Regions from separate parts of the Homo sapiens genome. Here all the other regions are linked to region 3. A link is a loop called in an ENCODE intact Hi-C map of the cell type or tissue named here. Cell type or tissue: dorsolateral prefrontal cortex. All regions are shown on one strand. Each heading gives the region's core, and the rest is flanking DNA. Links, peaks and the distances in the headings are about the cores only.

Region 1 (10,281 bases), core at 2,277-7,276, 240 kb before region 3:
TTTTGGATCTTTAAGATATGACTGCCCCACTTGATTTCAGACTTGCAGGGGGCCTGTAGCCCCTTTGTTTTGGCCCATTTCTCCCATTTTGAATGGCTGTAGTTACCCAATGCCTGTACTCCCAGTGTATCTAGGAAGTAACTAACCTGCTTTTGATTTTACAGGCTCATTGGTGGAAGGGACTTGCCTTTGTCTCAGATGAGATGTTGGACTGTGGACTTTTGAGTTAATGCTGAAATGAGTTAACACTTTGGGGGACTGTTGGGAAGGCATGATTGGTTTTGAAACGTGAGGACATGAGATTTGGGAGGGGCCGGGGGCAGAATGGTATGGTTTGGCTGTGTGCCCACCCACATCTCATCTTGAATTCCCACGTGAGAGAGGGACCTGGTGGGAGGTAATTGAATCATGGGGGCAAATCTTTCCTGTCATGTTCTCGTGATAGTGAATAAGTCTCATGAGATCTGATGGTTTTAAAAAGGGGTGTTCCCCTGCATGAGCCCTCCCTTTGCCTATTGCCATCCATGTAGGATGTGACTTGCTCCTCCTTGCCTTCTGCCACAATTGTGAGGCTTTCCCTGCCACATAGAACTGTAAATCCAATTAAACCTCTTCCTTTTGTAAATTGCCCAGTCTTGGGTACGTCTTTATCAGCAGTGTGAAAATGGACTAATACAGTTAAAAAGCTGTTTCTGTTAACCTTTATCGTCAGAGTGGTTTTAAGGTTTATGTGAAAATTGGTAGAAGGATTTCTGTATTCAACTCACAAATTGATTTTGTCTGCAAATTCAATAGCTAAGAAAAGATAGCAGATTACAAATAATCTTACACTGTTCCTTATTGGTTTCCTCACGCAATAACAGGTATGTTCAAAAGGGTGCCCAAAGTTTGCCCACACCTCATGTAGACTAGTGTTATGAGCAGAAAAAGCTACAATGCTTGGCTGGGATCCTATCTTACAGCTGCATAGCTCTTGCAGGATTCCAGTAAGTTCTCCTTTTCTTTGTCTCTGCAGAGCAAGGATAATAATGGCTTTCCACTGTTGCTAATCTCAGGATTCCTCACTATCTATTGGTGATTCGCTTAACCCTGTCATCTAATCATTTATTTATTTATTAGAGATGGGTTCTTGCTCTGTTGCCCAGGCTAGAATGCAGTGGCTATTAACAAGTGCTATCATACTGTACCACAGCCTCAAACTCCTGGCCTCAAGCAATCGACCTACCTCAGCCTCCCAAGTAGCTGGGACTATGGGTGCGCACCACTGTGCCCAGCTTTTATTTTTATAAATGGTCCTTTTATTATATTCTCTTTCTGTGCTTTTTCTTCCCAGAAACCCGATTGATAAAGTTATAGGGATTAGAATTAGTCTCAGAAAAGAGACTCTCAAAATGGCTTTCTAGGATGATATCACTCACATATCTGATGATTACTTGTATAAACTACTTGCCAAGGAAAATGGAACAGTGGTATCCTGTAGCATGGAGTGGCATCACAATTACTCAAACTATCAGCAGTGACATGAAATGGAGTGTCAGTGTAGGGCACAACATTGAAAGATCAATCTCTAGCACTTAGCTGCTGTAACAGTGAGGTTTACTAAAATTATTGTGTCATTTGGCTCTTCTGACTGCTTCTGTGAGAGTACATGAAAACAAGACAAATAGCTTTGGGTTCCAAATACCAGGCATGAATAGAAAATCAGAAAACTTCCTTGACAGCTTTGAAGAAATCCATTATCTCTCATAGCTAAGGGGAAGATATGGCTGAGGACCAAGTCCAGGGCCTGACTATAAAGGCTTTGGAGTTGCAATGTTAATTAAACGTGAGACCCAGTTCTGTTATGCTAAAGTAAGGGCACTGGTGGAGATGGCCTAGAACCTATGACATGGGATGGGGGCATTTGAGCAGATATGAATGAGGCTTAGAACTTTAAACATGAGTTAGAAGAAAGAGTTTCAGTATAGCCCTAATGGGGAAGTACACAGAATGCTCTTGGAGGAGAGCTTATACAATGAAGAAGTTGTAGGATCTTGCTAAATACTTACCTGGGATTCAGATTTGCTCTGTTGACTTGAGCATCTGGAAGTCCTTCTAAGTGGGTTACTAGAAGCTTGTTCTCAATAATAGCTTACAATCTATGTGCTGAGATGCCAGAATTTCCCTGGCATACTGTAGAAGAAAGAATCTCAAGGTTTAGGGAGATGGGATGTTGGATTTGCTCTGTTATAGTCATTCTGCTTAGTCAAACTCTATTCATACCATGCCCAGGAGGGCCCATACAATTTACTCTTTTCAAGGCATTGAATGAGGGAGAACAGATATCCTCGAAAGATTCTTCTGTGGCTGCCCTCAGTGGATTAGAGATGATGATTGGGAGCCCACATTGAAACTGGGATCCATGATTTTATATCCTGGTAGAGGTCAGGTGGCTCAACTGTCAAAGACATGTTTAGCACAGTTACTATAATAACCTTCAGGAAGAAGTGAAATCAGGATGTTTTGATTGCAAGGATAGGTGGTGCTATCCTATTATTAATCCCTGAGTCTCTAGGAATGAATAAAACCATCAGCGTACTTAAGTGCCATTTGACATATGTAGGTGGAAAAATCCTGGGACTGATTGGTAGAAACCTAACTGAAATCTCTGTAACAGAGATTCAAGACATATTACCTGAATCTTAGACATAAACCAATTCACAAACCTGGAGTCCCTTAATTAAGGGTGAGGGCGGATGTCTTTGAGGGAGAGTCCCATAGTGCAGCCAGGTATAAACGGTGACTTTTCCCCAAGGCCATTTCCAGAGGTACTTGTAGCCTTTTACCAGGGTGATTGTGAGCTAAGGAATGGGTGATTCTCATACATTCTGGAGGTTAATTGATATTAGCTCTAAATAATAATCTCTGCAGTCTCAAAATACCGCCAAAATTCCAGTGATTAAAGTAGAGATTTAAGAAAGTCAAGTGGGACTAAAGATCCACTCTGGAGTTATTTTTCCAGTCCCAAAATATATGTGAGTATAGATATATTGAGTAGCAGAATTCCTACATTAGGTTTCTAGGGAGCTATTATGATAGGTAGGAACAAGTGTAACCTCCCTAGCTAACTTCTTACCCATGCCAAAGTAGAATACCAAGATTAAATTTGATCTCCAGGGAAATTACAGAGATTAGTGCCACCATTAAAGATATGAAAGATACAAGTCTTTTCCTTTTAACTCCTCTTGGCTTGTGCAATAGCCAAATTAGTTTTGGAGAATGTGGATTATTAAAAATTTAATCAAATGTTGATGCTAGTCATAGTTGTGGTTCCACATATGGGGGATCTTTACTAGAGCAAATCAGAACAGCTCTTGGCACCTAGAAGGTAGCTATTGACTTGAAAACTAGAAAGTAGCTTTCTTTTCAATTCCCGTCAGCAAAAATAATCAGAAGCAGTTTGCTTTCACATGATTGCAACAGCACTGTCATTGTACTACCTCAGGGATATTTAAAGACTTCTGTTCTATGATAGAGTATCATTCCAGAGGGACCTTTGTTTCCTTGATATCCAGTAGAATATCATGGTAGTCTTTTATCTTGATAACATTATGCAAATTGCACCTTGTGAGCAGGAAGTAGCAACCACCCTACATACTTTAAAAAATACCACTAATACCAGAGAACGAGAGATAAACCCAGTTCAGGAACCTGACACATTAGTGACATTTCTAACAAGGAAGTAGTGCTCTACCTTGTATCATCCACCTTAAAGATGCACAGTGTTTGTTTGGCCTGTTTGTATTTTGAGACAATGTACTGCATTTGCTACTCTTTGACCCATGTAACCTGTATGACTGCCACCTTGTTCATATCACTTGGAACTACATAATGTACTACAGAGAAGGCTATGATGCAAGCTGCCCTGACACTTAGGCTTTAGGATTCAGCAGACCCAATGGTAAACAGGAAACTGTATGGAGTCTCTTGCAACCCCAGTAGGAGAATCCCAATGCAGACCCCTAGGATTTTGGTATAAGAATATGCTGTTGGCCAGGCGCGGTGGCTCACGCCTGTAATCCCAGCATTTAGGGAGGCCGAGGCAGGAGGATCACGAGGTCAGGAGATTGAGATCACGGTGAAACCCCATCTCTCTAAAAATACAAAAAATTAGCTGGGTGCGGTGGCGAGTGCCTGTAGTCCCAGCTACTTGGGAAGCTGAGGCAGGAGAATGGCATGAACCCAGGAGGCAGAGCTTGTAGTGAGCCGAGATCGCGCCACTGCACTCCAGCCTGGGCGACAGAGCGAGATTCCGTCTCAAAAAAAAAAAAAAAAAAAAAAAAAAAAAAAAAAAAAAAAAAGAATATGCTGTTATCTGCTGACAGCTATTGTCTGTTTGAAAGGCAACTCTTGATTTACTTCTAGGTCTTAGTAGAGGCTAGACTCCTGACCACAGGATACTAAGTAACTATGTGACATTAACTGCTCTTTAGAAATTGGGAGTTACCCTGCATGTTCTCACTCATAAGTGAGAGTTGAACAATGAGAACACGTGGACACAGGGAGGGGAACATCACACACCGGGGGCCTGTGGTGTCGGGGGGAGGGGGTTGGGGGCAAGGGGAGAGAGAGCACTAGGACAAATACCTAATGCATACGGGACTTAAAACCTAAATGACAGGTTGATAGGTGCAGCAAACTACCATGGCATATGTATACCTGTGTAACAAACCTGCACATTCTGTACAGGTATCCCAGAACTTAAAGTAAAATTAAAAAAATAAAAGAAAATAAAAGAAATTGGATGTTACCTAATTTACTGGATCGTAAGTTGAACATGGGCAGCAGAATTCCGTTGTCAAATGGAAGAGTATACACTGAGGTGGCCTGAGATGATCTGGAAGACACAAGTAAATCATATGGAACAAATGTCCATTGGACCTGCCCTTACTTCTTTGCCACCTGTTTTTTTTTCAACCCATTATCTATAGGCTCATAGCCATTTAGCAGGGGAAGAAAAAGTTTAGGCTTGGTTTATTAATGGTCTGCATAATATGCTAGCACCAACTTGAAGCAGAGAGCCACAGAATTCTGTGCCCACACCATAATGGGGTGGCCCTGAAAGATAGGAGGAGAAATTCTCCCAGTGGATATAACTTTGAACAATACATCTGGTTGTCCTCTTTTTTAGGAAGAAGAGCTGATCTGAGGTATGGATCTGTACTGATTCATGCACAGTAGCTAATAGGTTGGTCAATTACTTGGAAGGAAGAAGATTTGAGATAAGGAAGTCAGTGGGAGAAGTATTATGGATGGATTCTTAAAATTGCCCAGAATGTGAAAATAACTGTGAACTACAATACTGCCCAGCAGAGGGCATCCATCTCGATAGTTATACAAGAAGATCTGTTCTCCAGGTGTCAATCAGCCTCTTTACACAGTCACTCTAGTGCTTGCTCAGTGTGCCTACGTGACAATAGGAATGTAAGCTAACATTAGATTCAACAATGTAGACTTCTACTTGCCAAGGATAATTCAGTTACTGCCACTATGGAGTGATTAATCTGCTTATAGCAGAGGCCATTGCAGAGATCCCAGTATGATACTGTTCCCTTGACAGATAAGTCAACCATCTGGTGGCAGTTTAATTTCACTAGATTCCTTTCATTATAGAGGGAAGAGTGACCTGTCATCATGGGAATAGATACATATTCTAGGTAGAGGTTTACCTTCCCTGCTTGGAAAGCTTCTATTAGTGCCACAATTCATGGGCTTATGGAATGCCTTGTTTTATCACCATGTATCACAAATATCTTTGAGCAAGAAAGTAATTTTATTATGAGAGAAGTGTGGCAGCAGAGTCATGCCCATGGAATTAACTGATCTTACCCATCACTCAGGAACAGCTAGTTTGATAGGATAGAGGAAAGTATGCAGAAGGATCAATCGTGGTGCTGGCTGAGAGAAAACCCCTGTAAGGATGTAGTATAGGACTCAACCCAGTCACCATTATATGTTGTCATCTACTCAATATTCAGAATGCATGGGCCTGTGAACCAAGAGGCAGAGGTAGGAGTGGCTCTTCTATTATTCCTAATAACTCTCTTGAAAGTTTTTTTCTCTACAACTTTGTCTCTATTATATTGTCCCTATAGGATTGGACTTGGTGAGTTTGGAGGCCCTAGTGCCCAAGGGATTGATACTTTCCCCAGATGACATGGTCACAATTCTATTTAACGGGAAGCTGAAACTGCCATCTGGCTATTTTGGAGTCTTCAGATCACTAAATCAACAGTTAGAGAAGGGGGTCATTGTACTGGTTGGGGTGATTGATTCTAACTACCATGGGGAAATTGGTTATTGCTCCGCAAAGGAAACAAGGAAGACTATGTCTGGAATCCCAGGTATTCACTAGGGTGTCTCTTAGTATTCACATCTCTAATATTACTGGACAGTGGGAAACTGAAGCAACCCAATGAAGATGAGAGCACTAAGGACTTGGATCCTCTGAGACTAAGGTTGGGTGACCCCACCAGATGAGGTATGAGTTAAGGGTTATGGGAAAGTGGAAGCCATGATGATCACTTTGGCCCTTGGGCCCAATAACTACCCTCTTTTCTCTGTCCTTACTATCAGAACCACAATTTTGTTGACCTCTTCCAAGTGGCTATGTCCATCAGGGGAGACTGAGACACTCCCCCGTCTTAGGGAATAAATCTTGATTGGTCTAGCCTCATTTTTCTTATTAAAGGAATGGTTTAGGCTTGGACAATTCTGGACAATGACACAGGAGGAAAAGTCTGCTGGAGTGCTTCTAGGAAGGTTTTCCTTGCTATTAACAGGGTACACAAGACACAGACATGACTTATTCTGTCTCTAGGCATGGATGTCTGCTTCTGATGTGACTAGAATGGCAACTGCCATTTTGAAAACATAAGAGGAGCCAGCATTAGAAAATAAGGTGGCTGGGCGATGGTGGCTCACACTTGTAATCTCAGAGCTTTGGGAGGCTGAGGTGGGAGGATTGCTTGAGCTCGGGAGTTTGAGACCAGCCTGGGGAACATAGTGAGAACTCATCTCTACTGAAAGTTGGGAAAAAATTAGCCAGGCATGGTGGCATGACGCTATAAATGCAGCTACTCAGAAGGCTGAAGCAGGAGGATTGCATGAGCCTGGGAGATGGATGCTGCAATGAGCTATGATTGTACCACTGCACTCCAGCCTGAGTGACAGAGTGAGACCCACTCTCAAAAAAAAAAAAAAAAAAAAAAAAAAGAAGCCAACTATAATGTAACAGGTCCCTCACCAGATTACTGAAGGGTGTGTGTCCACTGCTTGAACTCGGAAGGCCAGGCTGTGAGCCAAGGCCATGATGTCCAGCCAAGGAACAGGTGTTTCTGAGAACCCAAACATCATGGAGAGTATCTGGGAACCTACTAAGAAAAACAGTCTCATTGCTCAAACACAGTAGGCAAAGAGCCAGAAAATTAAAGGCAGTTTAGAGATGGAAAGTAGCACAGGTCTCTAGAGCTGTCCTGCTGCTGCTCAGGAGCGCCCTGTATGTAAGTCCTAATAAACTCATCTACTTGCCAATCTGAACTGTCTGAGTCACGTTTTGGTCTCAGCTCCCTCCCAGTTTGGGAGACCATTATTCTATAAAATCCTGGGCTTTTCTTATAACAATTGGCATCACAAACAGGATCTAAGAGACCAAAGGGAGATTCAGGAAGGGGTGTCTGCAGTGGGAATCCCAGGGTGGTCGACGGCATCCATGTGGGGTGAAATAGTCCAACTGCTCAACCTTTGTGGGCTGCTGCTTGAGTACAGGGATGCTTAGAAAATTCCAGTGGGGAGTAAGCATGTAGTGCAAGGACCTAAGATGTTAAAGTACAATAAGAATAGCAGATGTGCTGTTGCTGTGGTAAGACTGGCTACTGAGAAATTGTTAAAGCAGGAAAAATAGATACAAAAGTTAAGGGAGGAGCTGCAGTTAGAAAGGCACATGCGAGTATCCATGTCGGCCCTGGTTGGGGATTTGGTGGAGAAGGTAGATAAAAGGGAGGAAGGGTTGGAACTCCTGTAGCTTATGTTTCCAAAAACATGGGGAAGTTCAAAGGCATGCCAGGTTTTCTAGGACGCCAGCTGGTTACATATTATGACTCATCCTTGTGCACCTTTTTAAACTGATGGCCAAATTACAGCAAGAAAAATCCAGAGCTCAAATGTTTCACCTTCAGCTATAGTTCATCAGATCTTCTGAAGCTCTCTATTTCTCTCTTTTCTTTTCTGCCTGCTTTGAATCTGTTGTTATTAAACTACTGGTGTTGAAATCAAACTCACTGTTTATGGTACTGCTAATTCAAAGCCACTTGGGGATTTTGTTTTTCTTACACAGGTCAGACAATTCTAACTAAAATGTAAATGTTAGAAACTCATTTGAAACTGAAGAAAAAAAAGAGGGTAAAAGAAGTTTTTTAAAAAATCAAACTGCTATGAAAACTACTTTACCCCAAATTTTTGTCCACAGCCTTCACTGGATTACCTATTAGGCAAATAAAGTTTAGCCATATGAAGGGGTCCCAATTTTGTCAAAAATGATATGGATCCAGTTATCCTTTATAGTCTCATGAGTTTATAATACTATCTCATGGCTAGAGTTCTGAAGTAAAAGGTACTGGGTGTGTGTGTGTGTGCGTGTGTGTGTGTGAGAGAGCATACATGTTTATGTTTATATGTATGTACATGTGTTATATGTTATGTCTGACATGCTACCAACTTGGCTTATAAGTAAATGAGTACTCACACATTAAGGTAAAGTCAAGTACTTTTTAAGTTTGTGTAAATTTAGTAATCTTTAATAAACAAGCTGGATTTAAAATTATTGGTAAAATAAAATAGAAATGTCTTCAGAATTGTCTGCATACATTTTTGTCTAGGTTTACTGATTAGGTAAGTTTTATATTTGCCTCTGCTAGATATTTTAAGATGTCAGAGTTTGACATGAAAGTTATAAGACTGTAAACCCAGCCAAAACCAGAATGATCTTTGTTTGTGTGGTTTTTTTGACAAATAAGACTAATTTAATATAGTTGGTTCAATGAAAGTAACAAAATCTTCTGAATTATCAGCAAAATGCCCATGTGTTTAAGGTTTTTTTTTAATTATTATACTTTAAGTTCTGGGGTACATGTGCGGAACATGCAGGTTTGTTACATAGGCATACACGTGCCATAGTGGTTTGCTGCACCCATATACCCGTCATCTACATTAGGTATTTCTCCTAATGCTATCCCTCCCCTAGCCCCCCACCCCCCAACAGGCCCTGGTGTTTCTCACTCATAAGTGGGAGTTGAACAAAGAGAACACATGGACACAGGGGGAGGGGGGAACTTTAAGGTTTTTACTTAGGTGAACATCTTATATTTACAGGCTATAAAAATGGTTAACAGGAAAATAAGTTAGAATAGTGATTAGATTTGTCTAATATCTCAGTTCTCATGAGTCATCCAGATAAACTGCTAAAAACGAATGAATTGGATAGATATGAATGAGATAAATGCTTATAGGTGAACTCTTGTGTAATTTAAAATCTTAAAATTATTTTAGGTACTCAGTGAATGTCTGAGTGATTTCCAGTTGAAAAAAAAATGTTATAATAGAGGGCATTGGTTGTACTTCTGTACCTGTTAATGGGAAATGAAATCTGTTATGTAGGGGAAGCATTGGTGGACCTCTGTGAGCTGAATAAAAACAAGGACGGAGTCTGAAAATAAATCAAGGAGCAAAAAGAATATGGGCCAAATGGGTGCCTGTACACTTGCCCTAGCCCAGGCAGGCAACGAAGATGAAATAATACTGCCTACCAGGGGAAGATTCTGAGATCACCCAAACAATCCAGAAGTTACATAAGGTACAGATAGGCCAGAACCCCTATAACAGCCCTGTGTGGCCTGTGAAAAAGCCAAATGGCACTTGGAAAATGATGGTAGACTACCATGAGCTAAATGAGGTGGTGCTGCTTGTATCTGCTGCCGTACCCAATATTACTCAACTGCCACAGCAAGTAGTCCTTAAGCTGGGAAGTGTCCGTGCTATGATTGACTTGGATTATGCCTTTTCCAGTATTCCTTTAGTGGAAGATTTACAAGACCAGTTTGCCTTCACTTGGGAGGGCCAATAATGGACTTTCCAGGTACTACCAAAAGGATACCTGCACAACCCCACCATCTATCACAGTATAGTTGCATAGTACCTATCTAGACTCTCTTTGCCTGCCTCAGTCTCTGTGTTTCACTGTATTAA
Region 2 (10,281 bases), core at 2,518-7,517, 440 kb before region 3:
CATTTGGGTTGGCCATAATAGAGGGTAAGCACCAGAGTAAGGCTGGCTAAGGAAGTTTTTATTTATTTATTTATTTTGGAAAGAGTCTTGCTCTGTCGCCCACCCAGGCTGGAGTACAGTGGTGTGGTGCAATATCGGCTCACTGCAACCTCCACCTCCTGGGCTCAAGCAATTCTCCTGCCTCAGCCTCCTGAGTAGCTGGGATTACAGTCATGTGCCACCATGCCTGGCTAATTTTTGTAATTTTAGTAGAGACAGTGTTTCATCATGTTGGCCAGGCTGGTCTGGAACTCCTGACCTCAGGTGAGGTCTCCTGCCCATCTCGGCCTCCCCAAAGTACCAGGATTATAGCGTGAACCATTGCACCCAGCCCAAGGAAGTTCATTATGATTTTTCCCATGGTCTGGAGACCATGGGCATAGTAGAGTAGGGAATTTGGACAATGCTGGGGAAAAACTAGTTAACTTTACCTTGATAGGTCTAGGTCTAAAAGTTGGTTGGCTCTAAGCTACCTAGGTTCAACTGCTAAGAAATGATAAAGGACAGGTGTGGCTCCAGCAGGCAGGCAGCGCTGCCTTCCTATGCAACAGGCTGGCTAGACTCTGTTATCAGCAGCCTCTAAATGAGCAGTAAGGCTAAAGTCTCGCTAGCCAATTTGCTCCAATTTTCTTTTTCTCTGTTAGACTGACCTCCAATGCAGGGTGAGCCATGGGGCTCAGGAGGTGAATAACAACCAAAGCCTAGCTAGCCTGGCCTACAGAGCTCTCTCCAAAATGGGTAACTCACCATATCTTCAGGGTCTGGAATTTTCACTCCACTGAAGTACTGATTCGTGCTAAACACTTGCTGGTGCCTAGGAATGAGATCCCCTTTGGACAAGAAAAGAAAAAGGTAAGTGAAATTGGTTAGCAAACACTGATCTATGGTTTTCTTCCATCAATGCTGTGTTTGTCTGTGCCCATATGCATGGACACTGCAGTGTTCTTGGGCAATCAGAAGGAGAGGCATTCAGGCAACCCACAGCAACCTGTATTGATCCCTACGGTGGACAGCACACTGTGTTAGGCACAGAGGAGGCAAGCAACAGAAACTGAGGGCTACAAGCTTCTTGCTCTCAGGTTCTTGTTCTCAGAGCCTACAGTGTACTGAAGGAACCCAAACCAAACAACTCAGAAGCACATGCACACAAATAAAATAATGCCTTTTAAAAAACAGCAAAACGGCAACAACCACAAATCAAAATCATATTAACTGAATCCTGATAGGTGAAGATAAAATTTTATTGCCCTAGCACTTATAACAGTGTCTAACATAGAGCAAGCACTCAATAAATATTTGAAGAAGGAAGAGAGGGAGGGAGGAAGAGAGGGAGGGAGGGAGGGGAGGGGAGGGGAAGGGAAGGAAGGAAGAAATCACGGATTTTCTAGCTAGAAGGAATACATTTCCACATTGGGACCATCTTTTCTTATTTCACCAGTTAGCAATCACATGGAAATCCCATTTCATCTACTGTTTAGAAGCACTTACAATGTGACATAATGAAACAAGAAGAGTATTTCTATATTTTAGGGGACTCTAGGAAGCTCCTCCTGCCCACATTTCCATCACATCAGCTAAAATCCCCTTTATGTAAAATTCTATATTACACTTGAAGAGGGATTTTGTTCAGAGAATATAGGGAGATACTCAAAGGTGTTCTCCTGGGGCACAACCAGGCCCATTTCCCAGAGCACTGTGGGAGTTCCTACTCCAGGGTATCAAATTATTACTGATGCATCCTAGAAATTTACCTCTCACTCAAATGCAAAAACTGCTGCCTCGCCTCATTTTGGGTGAGCAACCAAGATATACCCTCAATGCCTTGTCCCAGATCTCAGTGAGCAGCATCATGAGCACAATTCCTTGCACCTTAATAACCTTCTTCCTCCAGTGCCAGAGGGGTGACATGGGGAGGCTGTCCTAAAATCACTAGAGGAAACACAGCCAAGAAAGGCTGAGTGCCCCTGGAAGGCCTACAAAGCGCCTTCCATGTCACCCAACAAAGTCAAGCTATCAGCAAACATTTATTGCCTACAATGTGCAGACACTGGTGGAGGGTAAGTAGAAATATAAGACGTGGTCTCACCATCAGGAAGTTTACAGTATCTTTGGGAAGATAAGATTACAAGGGAAGGCATGGCGATGGCAGTTCCTACAAGAGTTTAGAGGAGGAAAAGTTTACCTTAAACTGCGATACTCAGGCGAGTAGTGTCTAAACTCCCTGACTTTGGAAGAGGGCAATCACTACTGATGGGTTTTTTTTTCTCATCTTCCCTCCCTTCTCCCCTGCCCTTCCCCTCCGCCTCCAAGGGTAGAGAGAAAGGAAAGGGCACTGGGGTGGGAAAGCAAGACGGACTGAGTGACATTACAACTAGCTTTCCTCCTGACACTTAGAAGGTTGGGAATCATTCTCCATAGAGTCTGAATAATCCAAACTAGTCAGGCAGGCTGGGATTAAGGACATCCAAATGGATTACCCCATCGTCATAAACAAGGTAAACCATGAAAGCATTCTGTAAACTGCTAAGCCCTTACAGAAATGTGAGTTTTTATTGTTGTTATTGTCATTATTAATGTTTTAACTTGATCCAAACTGCTCAAGAATCTTGGGTTGTTTTTGGACAATGAGTAAGTACTCAATAATTGTTAACTATTTTAATTAAAACAAATATGGCCACCTTTAATGGAGTCATTTAAATGAGGCTTCGAGTTTTCCTCTTTCCTAACTAATGCCTTAAAGGGCATTAGGTGAGACTGAGAACTTGGCTCTGCCCTGCCCCAACCTGGGGAAATATCCAGTTTTCCAAAAGGTGGGACAAAAACACCACTTACCCAAGGTCTTCCTAATCAGATACAGCTGATCCACATCCGATTTTCCTGGCCACAGAGGCACTCCTGACAGCAGCTCAGCAAAGACACAGCCAATTGCCCAAACATCCACCGGGGGGCCGTACTGCGTGTCCCCCACCAGCAGCTCAGGGGAGCGGTACCACCTGGTAGCCACGTAGTCTGTATAGTAGTCACTCGGTCCAGCTAGCCAGTGATGGAACATGGAAAACAAACAGCAGCGGAAGGCTGGAATCAAAACTGAGGGGGAGATCTCAGAAGTCAAGCCTGTGCCCAATTTTGTGGCCTTTCTATATCGCTGGTTCTCAATTCTAGTTGCACATTCAAATCACTTAAATAAATATTTTGTAAATTACTGATGCTCAAGCCACACTCCAGTCCAATTAAAACAGAATCCCTGGGGAGGGTCTGGGGGGGGGGGGGGGGTTATTTGGCTTAGAATTTAAAGTTCCCTGGGCACAGCGGCTCACACTTGTAATCCCAGCACTTTGGGAGGCCGAGGTAGGTGGTTTGCTTCAGCCCAGGAGTTCGAGACCAGCCTGGGCAATGTGGTGAAACCCCGTCTCTACAAAAAAAATACAAAACTTAGCCAGGTGTGGTGGCTCATGCCTGTAGTCCCAGCAATTCAGGAGGCTGAGGTGGGAGGATCACCTGAACTGGGGAGGTCGAGACTGTGGTGGGCTGTGACTGTGCCACTGCACTCCAGCCTGGGCAACAGAGTGAGACCCTGTCTCAAAAAAAAAAAAAAAAAGTTCCCCAGGTGATTCTAATCTGCCTCCAAGGTTGAAAGCCACTATTCTAAAGTAGCACTTCTGAAAAGTATTTTAGCAAGAAATGGTAGAAATCAGGGAGGTAAGATACTTTTTAATAACTACTTTACTGTGGTATAATTTATGGATAGCATACATAGGTAAACCATTGTATTATCTACACATTTTCGGTAATTACAAAATTATAATTTATAGCACACTTATGCCCTAAATATACAAGTACTATCTTGTATACTTCTAGAGCATTTAGATCCTTTGTTGTATCAAGAACTTTTTCATTTTTTATACTTAACAAAAGAAAATGTCAATACTCACTCAAAAGCCGAGCAAATCCAAAGTCACAAAGCTTAATCACGGAATGTTTCGTGATGAGGATATTTTCTGGCTTCACGTCTCTATGTATGCACTAGTGTAACAAATCAAAACAAAAACAATATTAAGGCTGAACTATATATGGGATAAATGAAACACATGACTATTTAGCAAATATTGGATAAATCATTTAAATCTCTCCTTGGCCTGTTGGACAACAGCAAAAGAGCAGCCTAAAATAAATCTAGTACCATGCCTGTCAGAGCCTGAATCATCCCAAATTCCTAAAAGGCCCAAAAGAGCCAAGAAGAGTGAAAGGAAAATGAAAGTAGGGTAGCCGGTCTTAGCAGAGAAAAATACAGGACACCCAGTTAAATTTGAATTTCAGATAAACAAATAATTTTTTTAGGATAATACATCCCATGAAGCACTTGGGATGTACTTATACTAAAAGTTATGCTTGTTTATCTGAAATTCAAATTTAACAGGGTGTCCTGTATTTAATCTGACAGTTTTAGGTGAAAGGGAAAATGTTGAAAGGTCCGGGTGAGGCTGCATCATGGTTGCAGGAGCTGCAAATTGGTGCATAAGCAGAATTCACAATTCAGTTGTTTAACTGTGAACAGAACACAGTCAGCCTCGTAAACAGGACAAGCCCTGGGCCTGCTGAGATAAGCTGGGAAGAGAAGGGTGGCAACCACAGCTTGCCAAGAGATTTCCCTTCCAGCTCTGACATTCATCCGGACAAGATAAACAAGAGTAGGCAGCAGCCCTCACCCTCTGGGGAGAGTCGCTAGATGTCAGCTCTGTCCCACACACAAGTGCTCTGAGAGCTGCAGCCACCCCTCGAGATGCGGCCCCCCCTCCAGAATTTAGACTCAAATCACCTGTGGTTTCCAGCCCACAGCCAACATTCTTAAACAGGGTGATCTTAGAGAAAAGAACGTTTGAGAATCTTCACATGATTTTCTCATTAAATGACAATTTCTTTGGCAAAGAACAAATCAACAACCTAATTAAGAGTTACTTTTTTTTTTTTTTTTTTTGAGTTGGGTCAAAATACTGCTCAGGGTCCCTAATAATCTTCCTCTTTCCCAAGTGTTTTCCTCTTAGGAGGAGAATGCTAGATCGTTTGCAACCTGAGAGACCCTCTTTGGCCTGCAGCCTGAAACCCTGGGGTTATTCTTAAGAATCTGGAGAGGACTTGGGTTCTTCTTGGGCATGACCAGTTCTCACTCCAAAGGACCTTCAGGATGAGAGATCAGTGTCAATGTTTCCCCATGGGTATTTATTATTCTGGAAAATTTGGGGTAAATAAAACAACTTTGGGATTTTATTATAATCGATCTGGTTCTTAGCAATTAACATCCTGAGATCTCTATTCTTTTTACCACTGGCTTCACATATTGCTATAAATGGGTACACCATGAATATCATGATGACATATGGTCAGAAGTACTTGTAAGCAAGCATGTGCTCCTATTCTGTTCTGGGAATTCTTTACAAGTTTCTGCACCCACCCCCATCAGCACATGGAGCCAAACAGGGTGTCTGGGGCTCTCCAGGGAACTGTGGTATGCATTATATTTGTTTTTAGCATCCCAGATCTGCCCTACCAGGGTCTTGGTGCAGTCTCTCTTGCTCCCCCATCCTAAAACCTGCTCTTGAAAGAGTGGTAAGTCATAGTAACTAACAATATGGGTGTCCACTCTCCCCTGTGTATTACAAGGATTATAGCCTTTAGCTAGTTGGAGGCTCCTCAGGGAGAAGTGCTGTCTACTCTCATACTTCCTCCTTCCGGGAATGCAGCATCAGGAAAAATCATTTGGAACAATATAAAGAAGGAGATTTAGCCCTACCACCTAAATTGACCCTGGCAGTTGAGTAAGATAAAACATTGCAGTGAAATTGCACTCATGGCCAAAACGAAGCTCTAACTTTGGAATCTGGTTTCTATGCACAGTGGGCAGTATTGTATTGGATGGGGCAGCAGGCTTCCCAGCATCTGTGAAGTCACGTCACCTGGGCAATAGTCTACTATGCCTCTACCAGCCGCCTGTGGCCAGGAGTGTCACAGGCTTTCGATAGGTTGCTTGGTTCGAGACTCGACACTCATATCTCACCAAAGCAGACACTGGCACTTTGCACTGGGTTTGGGGTTCCACCTACTGCAACTGACATACTGCAGCTAAGCAGGCATGAATCACCTGGGGTTTTCCCCAATTTCATAGCCTTTTGGGAGTACAAGACCACATAGACTCCAAGTGAATGGGGTTCTACCTTAAATCTGAGTAGTTTCTAAGCAGTATAAATGTATGACTAATTTTTTGTTCTTTGTGGTTTTTTTTTTTTTTTTTTTGAGACAGGGTCTCATTCTGTCATCCAGGTTGGAGTACAGTGGCATGATCTTGACTCACTGCAGCCTCGACCTCCCCAGCTCAAGTGATCCTTCCACCTCAGCCTCCTGAGTAGCCAGGACCACAGGCACACACCACCGCACCCAGTTCATTTTTTTTTATTTTCTGTAGAGACAGGGTTTTGCCATGTTGTCCAGGCTGGTCTTGAACTCCTGGGCTCAAGTGATCTGCCTACCTTGGCCTCCCAAAGTCCTGGGATTACATGCAGGAGCCACCATGCCTGGCACTAGTTTCTTAAAATCATAAAAATGCATGTTTTATATAACCTGAGCAAGAAGGAATAGCTAGGTTGGCATTTTTAGCCTATACTTACCCAACCAGGCTTATGAAGATTTGGGTAAAAAATTTTACCCACAGAAGTGTGACATAAACTTTGTACAAGGCTCCACCTCAGCTTAAGGGGAGCCTTGTTGCTTTTCAAAAGAGATCATGAGACTTACATTGTGTTTATGGCAAAAATTTACAGCTTGCAGTGTCTGCCAAGTTATGCTCTTCACGAGATGTTCTGGTACCCTAATAAAAATAAAGCAGCACAAACACATTCTTTAGTGTAGCCATGGAATTCAGCTCAAGAAAAGAAAAAATAAACGAAGATAGGCTTTAGTAGTGAAAAATCTTAGGTGACACATAGTCATCTTACTCATCAATCATTCCATGAATCCAAAATGTAAAAATATGCGACCAGCACACCGCTGAAGTCTAGGGAGAACAGGTTAACAAAAATGCAAACATCTACTTCTTTGGTAAGGACATGAAAACCTACAGGGATTTCAACAAGTATTTATAACCACCTATCTCAAACATCTGTGACACCACTGGGAAACTGCCTGGTAACTTAAGCTCCATTTTCACAAGGAATTTTTTATTGATGTAAAGTTAAGTTACTATTCAGCACAAAAGATGCTGTTTATTTTCTCAAGTTGCCCCAAACAGACAGCCTTGAAGCAGGACTCATCTTCCATGTGTGGGCATGTGGTCTCTCAGAGCAGCATTGCTGTTGTTTGTTTGGTTTTTTAGATAATGAAGACTTTACTGATTATAGCAAAGAGCTTTACATTGCAAACCATTCTATTTGTTTTTTAGCATCCCAGATCTGCCCTACCAGGGTCTTGATGCAGTCTCTCTTGCTCCCCCATCGTAAATTGTTATTAAATGTTAATAATAATTTAAAAACCTGAGGCATCCTGGTTCTTTCCCTATGCTGCCATGGCAGCCAGCTGCAGCCCAGGTACATCTTTCTACTCTCTCCTCCATCACCACAGCTAAACTTCAAGCCACTGCTCCCAGTACTTCTTCCCTGACTCACATCTTTTATTACCAGGGCAACCAGTAGTTCCAGCAGGTACTTTGTGTGAATTAGAAAGAGGCATCTCGCCTGGAAACATTTAAAACAACAACAAACCAAGGCAGGGAGTGTAAGAAACGAACCACAGAGAGAGTGCATTTATTTTCTGAGACCCCAACCCACTGGCTGGACTTACTGTTTTGATAAACATTCCACAGTGTTGCTGTGGTCCTCAGCCAAAACGAATAAGTAAATCAGGGAGGAAGCTCTTGAGTAGCTGTGTTAAGGGGACTACAAAAAGTCACTTGTAGCCTCTGAGAGAGGCTACAAGGCCACTGTTGTCACAGGCCAGACGTTCAGGAAATCCTTTCAAGCAGATCAGGGGGTGTTTGAACAGAGAGTGGGATCACATGAAGGAAAGGAAGAGGCCACTTCCAGGAAGGCTAGTTGGGACATTGCTGGACCAGGTCTATGTCCCTGTGTTTGAAGTTGCTTCTCTCCAAATTCTCTTTTCCTTGTTTGAGCGGCATATAGGCATAGATGCTAGAAAAAGTCACTGTCGAGAAAAAAGGCTTAGAAAAATGCAACTAAGATGAGACATTAGGGGGAATGCTTTTCCCCAGCCTCCACTTTTAATTTTTTTTTTTTAGGGTCAGGGTCTTGCTGTGCTGCCCAGGCTGGAGGCAGTGGTGCTATCATAGCTCACTGAACTTTGGACTCCTGGACTTAAGGGATCCTCCTGCCTCAGCCTTCCCAGTAGCCTCTACATTTTGTCCAGAAAAATGGAATATATTTTGATTATTCAATAAATTAAATTTTTGGTTTTTTTTTTTTTTTTGAGATGGAGTCTTGCTCTGTCACCCAGGCTAAAGTGCAGTGGTACAATCTCAGCTCACTGCAAACTCTGCCTCCCAGGTTCAAGCGATTCTCCTGCCTCAGCCTCCAGTAGCTGGGATTACAGGTGTGTGCCACCACACTCAGCTAATTTTTGTATTTTTAGTAGAGACAGAGTTTCACCATGTTGACCAGGCTGGTCTCAAACCCCAGACCTCAAGTGATACGCCCACCTCAGCCTCCCAAAGTGCTGGGATTACAGGTGTGAACCACCATGCCCGGCCTGCAAATTAAGTATTAATATAGGGTTACCAGTACCAGGCAACTTTAGTTCCTACAAACATTTCCCCAAATAAATTATATAAAAGGAGCATATAAAAGTAAATTATAGTTGCATATCATTATTGCTCCTTTAATCCCCAGCACAGCTAATCCCCAGAATTACAAAACTCTCAAATGTAAAAACTCTGTACAAACTACTTAGTGCCATCTTGAACTGGCTACTCACTTCACTTCTTTACTCAGTTTCTTTTCTGTAATGCAGAGGCCTCAGACTCTGAGATCCCTTTTAGCTGAAACACTCATAATAAGAGGGGCCAGTTTTTCACTGTTGGAGAAGGGAGTTACAACTATAAAAAGGGGAAAAATAGATAGAATATATTCTGTGGTGTTGGATTTAGAGAGAGAGAGAGAGAGACAGCGTGAGAGTGCTGTGCTAGAAGGGGTTGATCACCTTATATAGGATGGCCCAGAAAGGTTCTCTGGTTAAGGGAACATCTAAAATAGTGGTTAAGTGGTGAGAAGTGGCCAGATTTGGGCTATATTTTTAAAATAGAGCTTCCAGGATTTTCTGAGGGATTGGATGTGGGAGAAAGAGAAGAATCAAGGAATGACATCAGGTTTTTAGCTTGAGTAACTGGTACACAGTGGTGCCTTTTACTCAGGAGAACACTGGAGGGGAAACTGGTTTGGGGGAAGGGAATGCTTACTGGACACCCAAAGGAAGACTGTGAGTCAGCAATTCTACATTCAGAAGGAAGGTCAGGCTGGAAATATGAGTTTGAGAAGCATAGCATATGGGTGGTATTTGGGGCCTAGGACTGAATGAAGCCAATTAAGGAGTGAATCCAGCTAAAGAAGAGGAGCTCGGAAGGAAGCTGTGAGACCCTTCCCCACAGAGGAGCAGAAAGAGGAAGGGGACCCCACAAGGGCACCTGAGTTGAGAGCATCAAGTGAATAAGACAACACTCAGGAGAATACAGTATCACAGGACCAACTGAAGAAAGTGTGTCAAAGGACTTCTGAATTAAGATGATGGATTAAGCAAGCCCAGCTAATTTTGTTCCCTCCTGAAACCTGACTAGAACTACGCTGAAGACTTCTAAAGACAAAACCTCACAAGGTCAGAGAGGACAGGAGAAGAGATAACAGCAACACAATGTGGAATCCAGAAAGCAACTGAATGAAAGATAATTAACTTAACAATCCTAGAAAGCGAAAATCTAAGCCAGGAGAGGGAAGGTGGAGAACCAACCAATTCATCCAGAAAGAATCCTCAAAAGGCTCGGGAAGTAGCAGCCAAAGTCTCTATGGAACTAGGAGCTAAGGAGTATGGAAAAAACTGTTTAGAAAATAATTAAATCCCTAGATCCCCTCCTCTATCATTTGCCCATAGGGAAACACTCTCCACTACTGGGCAGAAGGCTGGAGCTTTGTTTCTGGAAAGGATAAAGCAGAGGACATTTGGCATACGTGAGATTGTGGATACCGTTCTGAA
Region 3 (10,281 bases), core at 2,746-7,745:
ACAAGGCCCAAAGTATACTTCCGGCCAGTAGTAATCAGTACCATGGTTGGTCCCAGGACTCCAGAAATATAATTATGCCCCTTTATTCTCACTTTACTGGTTTCCCTTTCCAGTAATGATATGCCCTCCTCCTTCCCACAAACTAAATAAAAGTCAATTTCCAACATCTTCATAATCTTATGCAATTTAGCAATTAACTATATTCTCTTTTACTCACACTCCTACAATAGGCAGTCTTTAATGTTGTTACACATTATTCTTACAAATTTTAAAAAATACCTAAATAATATAAAGATACAAGCTTCCCAGTGTCATAACAGTAGAAAGTGGTTGGACATCTGTTACACTTTTATACTGTGGTGACCCTCAGTGATATTTTCTTTATGTTGAATTTTTGAAATTGGTAGGCTAGCACAGCAGAATTTGGTCTGGGACAGATTACAATGATCTGATTACAATTAAGATTTGGAATCTGAAATCCATAACTTGGGGTTTAGAACCTTACTTGTAACAATACTGAGTGTGTTGGCTTTTTGCTTTAATGTTTTAGCACAGGAAAAACAAAGACTTTATGTGTGTGCAATAGAAGGGTTCCAAGACATGTAAAGGCAAGGGAGTTTTGACTGGCTAGTCCGCACCCTCTGATGGTAATCAAATAGCCCCTATCCTGTAATAGGGAAGGGGAGATTGGGCTACAGCCCCATCTAGAGGCTTGCCTGGGAATGGCTGGTTCCCTAGCTCCACAGAGGAATGGGAAGGTGAATAGAGCAACGTGGATCATTGAAGCCACAGAACGAGGAGGAAAGGCAAAGCCCTCCCACTAGCAGTCAGATTCCTCTTTATTCTGGGGTTAAAATGTTTCTATAGGAACATGCCTCCAATGTACAAAATGGAAATCTCTTGGAGAGCTTGTTAAAATGAAGACTCTAATATGGTAAGTCTGGTGGTGTGGGGATTCAGATTTCGGCATTTCTAACAAGCTCCCAGTTAAGGCCCATGCCACTGAGCAGTAAGGAGACAGAATAAGCAACAAATTGCTCTTGTTGCATTTGAGCCTACAACTGGACTCATTCTAACACAGGCCTAAATTCTCTGCAACACATTCTCAAGCTTCTAATATTCCTTTTGTAAATCTGGACTACTGCTAGGATTTATACGATCTCACTATTGTTGATTTCATTCTTCATGTAAGGGCTTGAGGCAATTCTCTCATCTCAAATGCTTTTTTTTCCCCAATTCATACCCAACAGGAAACATTAGTTTCCATTCTTGCTTTCATACGACTTCCTCTGGAGGGAACTCTGAAACAAGAAAACCATTCTAAAGAGTGGAAACGTTTGCAAGAAGCAACAATTCCTAAAAGAGGATCAAATCAATGGAAAGATATTTGGGGCAAGATTCTGAGGTTGCCAAGATCCCTTAACTTTTCTATCCTGTTCTTATCAACCAAAATAATATTTTCCTGGAGGACAAGGCTTTCAGGACCTTTGTACCAGAAATTACTGTCAAGTCCAGGTGTGTTGACTGAAGTTAACAAGGTTAAAAGTTTGGCTCTAACATTAGATCCACACTGCTTGACCTTGTGACATTAGCCAAATCAGTGCACAGCTTCCAGACTGCCTAAAGACCTCGCACCTGGAAAGTCCTTCCAGTTATTTTAGATGGTGGAGTGGGCAAGTGATGAATAGAAGAGTGTGGATTCAGAAGACGGGGCCGGGGCTAGGCAGAAAACAATGCCGGTTAAATGGCCAACTGGGGCACGCTCTACACTTTGAGCAGGAGCTGTCTCTGGAACTGTGAGGACATTCTTATTCTTACATGGACCAGGTCTTTGGATAGCTGGTTTGCTGAAGTGTAAGTTGGAAAATAATCACAAACCCAAACACTCAAAGAGGCCCGGAAGATGATGTCAACGAATGAGGCAAGATGGGTTTAAGACATCAGAAAGTAGCGAGTGCTGGGAAACTGAACACAGGAGTGCATGTCCTCTCCAAAGGGGCTGGCTGCATCTTACTGCCCATAAAATGGAGCCAAATCTTTGGAGTTTTAGAAAAATCTCCTGATTTTTTTTTTCAATGTAGCAAAAAGTTCAATTTTAAAAACACTGGGCATGACAAGTAAAATAGGCTTGGGGCCAGATTCGGCATCGGGCATGCTGGTTTGCATCTCTGCCCTGTCATTGTTCTTGCTTTCGGAAAGGAGTGTGCTAGTTACAGGCATAAGACAGTGACTCTAGTTCCCCTTCATGAAAGCAGGGAACAGCCACGATTTCACTCTCTCTACCTATAAAATGAGAGGTGACTAAATCTAAAATGGCGTTCAGTTGTAAAATTTTAGGATTCCAAGTAAATGAGATCATCTTGAACTTCCAGCTCCTCTGTGGTTTAGAGCTAGTAATACTAAGTACTATAGAATTTCACTATTTTTCTTTAGCAGGAAAAACACTAAGTAAAAGTTATATTCTATGAGCAATCCTCTACTTGTCCTCAGGCCAGAGGAAAATAACTAAATGTGCTACTTCTTTTCCTGAGCTTTGGAAACCACCACAGAAGAACATGCAGCTCTCCACAAGTAGCTACAGTTTATTCCAAGAATTGGTTTTAGATAAATAATCCAAGTTTGTGCAATATTTTTTGGCAAAAACAACCCAAGGTTCTACATATTGCACTGATTTACAATTCAGGAGAATAAATTTAATTTTATGACTTAATAGTCACCAATGAAAAATAAATTACCACTGAGCCATTACAAAGGTAAACAAAGGGTATATAATGGTCAAAAATACAGGAAAGAAGGGGAAAACAACAAAAAAAATTTTCTGTAAGCTAGGCTACTTGAAAGCTTTTGAAAATAAATCAAAAGCTATTATTTGTTTAGAAAAATACCACTAAACAAATATTTCTATTATCTGTTTAGAAAAATAATACCACTTATCCCCCGAGCAAGCAGAAAGCATGGTTTCAAATATCATTATAATCAAAGATTCCCAAAGCGACAACTGTAGCCCTACCCTAACTCTCTCCAATCCTTATTTTCAGCTCGTTGAAAGGCACATCTTAGAATTATTTCTATTCTTATGTTTCACAGCTATTCATGCACCCAGTCCTACCAGTTCCTCCCTTAATTTTTTAGAAAACATAAAGCTCAGAGTTTTACCAAAGAAGAGTCTTTTGGGGGCTCCTTCAAAACTCTTCTTAGTATTTTCAAAACAACCAAACTACCCTTTACCATTTTCTCATGACCAGAATATTGTAATGGCTGCTGGCTGCTCTCACCCAAGGCTCTCTTCATGCTAATATGTAAAAGCAGTTTAGCTCCTCGTCAGCAAGCAAGATTTTTCTATATATTGCTCAATCTGCTTAAGAACTCAGAGATGATATTGAGATGTTCTTTCCAAAAACTTAAATTTATCCTTCTGGTCTTCAAAATACTCCCCCAACTCAAATCTACTGAAATCCTTGCTTAATTCTGCCTCCACATGTTTCCCACAATTTACTCTGTGAATGGCACCTCTACAAATACATCTGACATCATGGCTACAGAGAGCTAGTGCCTGACAGTTTCACATGGGGTAACCTGCCTAGCACAGTGAGCTTACAATAGCTGGGTAAGTGTCAGCTCTTGTCAGTTTTTCTTTTTCACAACACAACAAGAGCTCCTCAGTGACAGAATCTTCATGAATGACTTCTTAGGAAAAAAGAAAATGGAGCCTAACAAGCTGCAGAGAGCCACACTACAGCTGTTCCTAGCATGTGGTCAACTACACTTTTACCATCATTATCATTCCTGAATTATACTGCGAGGCTTACCTCTCCATCCACATTCTGTAAACCATACTGCTCACAGATGGAGACCAGCTTCTTCCGGTTCAGGTGACCATCACGGGTGATCCCCAAATCTTCACAAACTTCTTGCAGTTTCTCTTCTATCCAGTCTTGGGGAGGGGAAGATCCACTCTGTGAAGCATTCAAGTCATCTGGGTTCCAAAACCTTAACTGGCCTGAGAGAGAAGCATATGTTGCACGGTTTCCAAAGGAATTGCAAAGAGAGAGTGCCTATTCTTAAAGAAAACTGTGCTTTTTGAAAATAAATACTGTAAGAAAAAGGCAATAAATGTCAATTCCATTTTGATTTGGTCCTGAAGCTCCCATGAAACAGAATCAATGGTTCTAAGGCTGCAACTAGAGTAAATGGGTACTTTTTGGCTCCCTGACAGTCATACCGGTGTAATAAATATAATCTCCTGTGCAATACTGCAAAGTTCTAGGCTTGTTTTATTTCAGCTGAGCACATCACAAGCTTAGGCTATAGTGATCATAGAGAAAGAAGGCTGGTTGAGGGCCATTATCGAGAACTCTGTAAGCTCTATCTCAACTATAGCTACCAGAATGTATTACCTCCACTTTCTTTCCAGCCTAAGTACTACAGCATCTTTTACTGAAAAGAAAATAATTTCATGATAAAAGTCTCAACATTAGCCTGTTCCCAAATCCTTACATATGAATATTCTGACATACAGAAACCAACAGTCCAACTGAAATTAAAAAAAAAAAATCAATGGTTGCAAGCTATAAGTTCCCAGTTATCTATACATTAAATTTCATTTGAAGACTTAAGGATCAAACTACTTATTTAAAAATCAAAACTTCTTATTTATTCTCTATTAAAAGCCCTCACTTCTAAATTTTGCTTTACACATTAGAGATTCTGTAAAGTCATTACTTAAACATGAGATAATTACTGGCACAATTTTGTGTGCTTGGAAGAACCTCAGAGGGTTGAAAGCAGTATTTAGTGCTACTCCCACTCTTTAGTGACAGGAATTAAGCCCATTACTGCTGTGGCGTTTCAACCTAGAGAACAGGTTGTAATTACACTTAAGTACAGTTAATCCACAGAGGGCTGTGAAGTGGGCTGAGGTTCTGTTAGCTGAACCACAGTGCCATCTGGTGGCCAGAGGATCAACGTGTTCTGATGCTTCTTAAATACATTTGAAACTTGTCAAGGGATGCATTTTTAAATTAATTAATTAATTTATATTGTTATTTTTATTTTTTGAGACAGAGTCTCTTCTGTTATCCAAGCAGGAGTGCAGTGGCACAATCACGGCTCACTACAGCCTCCAACTCTCGGGCTTAATGGATTCTCCCACCTCAGCCTTCTGAGTAGCTGGGACGACAGGCATGTGCTACCACACCTGGCTATTTTTAGTAGAGACGGGGTATGCCATGTTGCCCAGGCTGGTCATGAACTACTGCGTTCCAGTAATCCTCCTGCCTTGGCCTCCCAAAGTGCTGGGATTACAGGCGTGAGCCACTGTACCTGGCCAAGGGATGCACTTTAATAGGTCACTATTTAAGACTGTTAGAAAATTAATCTGAAAGTCTGTATAAGAGAGAAATTAGCCCGTAAGTAAAATTATATATCTTAGTTACCATCTCTTGCATGATACTAAATGCTAGGATTTTAAAACTAAAAGCTATCAATTGGGAATAAATTTTTTGTTGCTGTTGTTCTTAATGTTAATTCCCCTGGCCTGCAGCATAAGAGATCAGAAAGACCGGGTGTGGAGAGCACCCGGCGGCCCTTCCCTTCCAGGCACGTCCTGACACACTCGGCTCTTACCTTCCGCTTCATACTCCTCACTGCGTTGCGTCTTCCAGTGCTAGAGAAGGCAAGAGAAGATTAGTGTGCTTTAGAACTTATTCAGAAAGAACTATCCTAGCTTTTCCTAGAGCAGATCACTCTCTGGCTCTGAAATCATCATCTAAGTGAGTCACATAATTTCAGGACTCTCTAGTGTATCCATCTAGATGAGTTCTCTTCAGTTAACCAGCCAATCAGGACGAGACTCCTAAGAAACACCACACAGCCTTCTGCAGCATTTCACCAAGGATTTGTCCTCATTTGCTAGGTCACTTATTCAACAGCAAAACCTATCACAACCAATTAAACCCAGCCAAAGCAAATATCCAGTATCCATCAACCAACAAGTATCTGTACACATGCATTTATGAATTTATTCTTCAATAAATGTGTACTGAGTGCTTCTCTTTGTGCTAGGTACTGTGCTAGGTCTTGGTAATACAACCATGAACAACCATGAACAGGACAAACATATTTCCTGCCCCAAGAAGTTTATATGCTAATGAAGACATGCAGACAAGAAAACAGGAAATACAACAGGGTAGTATTTTAAGTGCTATGACAAGGAAGTTCAGGATGCTATGTTGCTATGCAGATGGGATACTTTAGACTTGTTAGATCGGGAAGAAGCAATGTCTAAACTGAGACCTGAAGGATAAACTGCAGAGAGCCAAATGAAAAGAAGGGGGCAGGCTGGGCACAGTGGCTTGCGCCTGTAATCCCAGCACTTTGGGAGGCCGAGGTGGGCGGATCACGAGGTCAGGAGATCGAGACCATCCTGGCCAACACAATGAAACCCCATCTCTACCAAAAATACAAAAAATTAGCCAGGCGAGGTGGCGGGTGCCTGTAGTCCCAGCTACTCGGGAGGCTGAGGCAGGAGAATGGCGTGAACCCGGGAGGCGGAGCTTGCAGTAAGCCGAGATCGCGCCACTGCACTCCAGCCTGGGCAACAGAGCGAGACTCCGTCTCAAAAAAAAAAAAAGAAAAGAAAAGAAGGGGGGCAGTTGTTATCTGCTGAAGCAAGGAGGCAAGAATGAGCCTAGTGTATCTGTGGCATAGTGAGGAGAGAGATGCAACTTAAAATAAGTAGGCTAGAGAAAGTATAAAATGTACATTACCAGTAAATTACATTAAAGGCAGTTCAATTTATCTGAATTGGACCATTTTGCCACCTTATCAGGCTTCATTACTCCTGCCTCTTCTCCAAAGTCACAGCATACAGTTGTAATTTGTGTACTGCATAAAAGTGCCCCGCTAAGAGCACAGGTCAGGACCGAAATCCAGCCCTTGCTCCACTGCCCGGGGATAGTACAGGTCGTCTTTTGACCAGTTGCAACAAGTAGGTCCACAGTGGCTGTGGCTTCCAGCAAATGGCTTTAGCCTCTCCAGCAAACTGCCTAAAACTAATCACTGTTATGGGGGGTTACTACAACCATCAAAGAAAACCCTGTTAGAAAAGGTGAATCGCCCTTTCCAAACGGGGCTGCTGTCATAGCAGTGATCCAGCTTTATGAATGAAGCTGCCTTTGATAACAAATAACCAGCACGTTTTCTGGGTAGCTGACCTGTACAAGACTAGTTGATTGCTTAGAATCCGAAAATAAACTCGACAGGAAAGTCAGCCTAATTAATACCTGTCTCTAGAACTTGGATTCCTCATGACAGATGGTATGGCACGTAAAATTTTTAGATGAAATGTTGTTTTTCAGTAGTTCATTCAAGTTAATACGAGTTGAAGTTCTTCTTTCAGGCAACCTACGCTCATCTACTTTATTCTCCACACTCACTAGTGGTAGTTCTCACCTCTTAAATGAGGGCCAACCACCTACCACAGTTTCACAGGTCCATGTTAGATATTTAAGATAGTATCAATTCAGAGAGTTCATTTAATTTGGCCATACCAAGCTGACAATGCTGAGATGGGTTGTTGCTGACAAATGGAAGACACCAAAAGGCCATAACTCAAAATGTTTAAGTTCACTACAATTCATGCAGATTACAATGGAAAGTCACTAATAAACATGGCATCAATGAAAAGTGAATTAGGACGTGTGATTTTTGCTTGTGATAACAATTTCATCAGCTCACTCAGCCTACATTTCTACATAAAGACGTCTCTCCAATCTAGTGGATGTCTGAGGCATGGTGGGGATGGGGAGCAAGTGGTAAAGTCAACAGTCCTTCATAAATTTTCTTACATTCTCATTTCTGGTCAGAATTGTTTTCACATAAGAAATTTTAAATCAACAAAACCATCCTGCCTGTCTGTCCCTCCACATTTATTTTCCTGTTCAACAGAGCAGACAATTTAAATGCTCATACTACTTCGGCATCCAAAATTATGAAAATTCATTATTTAGCATACCAGTTGGAAACACCCCAGAACTAAATCCACTAATTCCACCTATGACAAATAAAATAGGGTTTTATGGTCTCAGAACCATTGGTAGAAACCTACCAAATCTCAAGCAGGGGATGATTTCTAACAGCAGAAATGAATGGGAGAAATGGCAGGAGAATATGTTATCACTGGCCCCAAACCATAAAGAGAGTCCCAGTTGGAATATACAGCTGTAAAAATGCAACACACACACCTTCAAAAAATCCTCGTCATTACTAAAGCACTGGCTCATTTACTTCTCAGTTCATTTGAAAATAGTGAGCACAGAATTCAAAGAAGCAAGATGCTCCAATATACTGTTTCCAACATCTTATGAGTCTATGAGACTGGGTGCCTATGTCTGATTCACTCTCTGGGACAGTACTTCCCTGCTGCCTTCTTCCCTGGATTCTTACTCCTAACTAATAAAGGATCGAGTATGGAGGCCACTGCATAGACTTAGGAGGCAGAGTGCCTGGTGCTGAATCATGGCTTCCCTACCAGGTTGGCCTTAGGCAAGCTTCTGACGACTTCTGCCTCAGGTTCTCTGCCTATAAAATGGGAACAAGGTAGTGCATATTTCATGGAGTTATGGTAAAGTGCTTAGAATTGTGCCTGGCACATAGTAAGCTCTACACAATTTTGTTATTTTTATTGGACATATGTTTACATGATACATGTGGAATTTATTTTAATTTCCATATTTAAACTTAAAGCATTCAATTGGGTAGACCTGGGGAGGTATCTGTTATGGATATACATTTGTAAGAAAAATGCCAAGTCTTCCCAGCAGAGAAGGAAGAAACACAGACAATTCACATAAGAAGCAACATAATTAAAAAAAAAAAACCAAAAACAAAAAAACATGGGGGAAGGTTCATCTCAACAGCAATCAAAGAAGGATTAAAACCAAGAAGTCATTTTGTTCCTATTAAATTAGCAAAGTATTTAAGATATAACTTCTACTACCATCAAGGTTATGATTTAAAATAGGCCCGTTTATATGTTATGGGTAGCACTGTAAATGATTATTACTTTTAGTAATGTAAATGGCTTTATGTATCAAAAGCAATAAAAATGTTCATACTTTTTGATCCAATAATTTCACTTGGTATTCAAAGACAATAAAATCAAGGAGGAAGAAAAGCCATATGTGTAAATATGTACATGATAGCACTTTTTGCAACAAGAAAGTATTGAAAACAATTTAAATATTCAACAATCGAGCATAAAGTATAATGATACATTATAATGCAGTCATTAAAAGTATAATTAAAAAACCATGTAGGAACGTGGAAAAACATCTTATGAAATGTTAAATGAAAGACCATTACAAAAATGCTATCTATCCTATGATTACCACCAGCAAAAATATTTATACAATTAGACAAAGGCTGGAAGGAAATAGAGATAATAAAAACAGATGCATATTGGTTGAAGGACTATGGGAAACAATTTTCTTTTATTATTTTACTGTTATAAATGTTGTTTATGCAACAGAAATAGGTACAACTCTCACTATTTATTTGCCCACTAAATTCTCACTAAATTTATTTCCTGTGACTTGGGGGTGGGATAAAGGGAAGCTCCCTCCTTTTGGTAAATATTGCTCTGCAGCATCTCCCCCATATTATGACAGATGAGGCGGTTTGGTGGGAAGCCCAGGTGCTGCTCAGGCTGGTGAATGTTGGATGCCAATGCCTCCTAAAGTGGCAAGATCAGAGACACTCGACTGAGATCTGCCTTGTGGACTGAGACCATCTCAAACAGACATTCTTGAGACAGTCCAACCCAAAAGCGTCGTCAGATACGGCACAGCCTTCGAAAGCCCAGGCAGCATCCTCATCTTCGATGATTTCACACAAAATCTTAAGGCAAGTGGGGGTGGGGGTTAGGGGAGAAGGATAGTTTAAACATGGTTTTTGTTTGTTTCTACTTTTAAGACGGAGTCTCACTCTGTTCTGCAGCCTCAACCTCCCACGCTCAGGTGATCCTCCGGCCCTCCCCGCTGACCCACCTACAGATGCCTGCTACCACGCCCGGCTCATTTTTGTATTTTTTTTTTTTTGTAGAGATGGGGTTTTGCCATGTTGCCCAGGCTGGTCTCAAATTCCTGGGCTCAAGTGATCCACCCACCTCGGCCTCCCAAAGTGTTGGGATTACAAGTGTTAGCCACTGCACCCAGCCAGTTTAAACATGTTTTAAAGTCTTCTGGGAGTAGCAGTATCCCAAGAATTCCCCCTAGGACCCTT

The links. A loop is a pair of places that touch in the nucleus more often than their neighbours do. Peaks named below come from ENCODE experiments on the same cell type or tissue, not always from the same donor. Only the 100,000 strongest peaks of a DNase experiment are listed, where the experiment ranks them.
Region 1: it touches region 3 in a loop (5-fold over the local background); 57 of 110 quality-filtered maps call a loop at or near these places.
Region 2: a loop joins it to region 3, with 3 times the contacts of the local background. A loop is called at or near these places in 7 of 110 quality-filtered maps.

Annotation. Positions count from the first base shown.
Region 1 is chr14:50,537,709-50,547,989 of GRCh38, forward strand. It overlaps a transcript of MAP4K5 not described here and a transcript of ATL1 not described here. Among named protein-coding and RNA genes, the nearest start is that of MAP4K5, 10 kb to the left of the region's middle. In dorsolateral prefrontal cortex, for the core only: a CTCF peak has its summit at 5,345 (motif pointing right); no DNase peak of the experiment used is centred there.
Region 2 is chr14:50,338,161-50,348,441 of GRCh38, forward strand. It overlaps CDKL1 (cyclin dependent kinase like 1), which reads right to left. Exons shown (of 10, transcript NM_004196.7): 4 at 6,826-6,898; 5 at 3,972-4,062; 6 at 2,872-3,072; 7 at 787-869. Among named protein-coding and RNA genes, the nearest start is that of DMAC2L, 31 kb to the left of the region's middle. RefSeq lists an enhancer at 9,351-9,645. In dorsolateral prefrontal cortex, for the core only: CTCF peaks have their summits at 4,753 and 4,953; a DNase peak (open chromatin) is centred at 4,751; H3K4me3 peaks cover 1,001 bases; H3K27ac peaks cover 4,200 bases.
Region 3 is chr14:50,773,140-50,783,420 of GRCh38, forward strand. NIN (ninein) reads right to left here. Exons shown (of 31, transcript NM_020921.4): 6 at 5,626-5,665; 7 at 3,810-4,000. Among named protein-coding and RNA genes, the nearest start is that of NIN, 53 kb to the right of the region's middle. In dorsolateral prefrontal cortex, for the core only: CTCF peaks have their summits at 4,945 (motif pointing left) and 5,150; a DNase peak (open chromatin) is centred at 4,952; H3K27ac peaks cover 1,954 bases.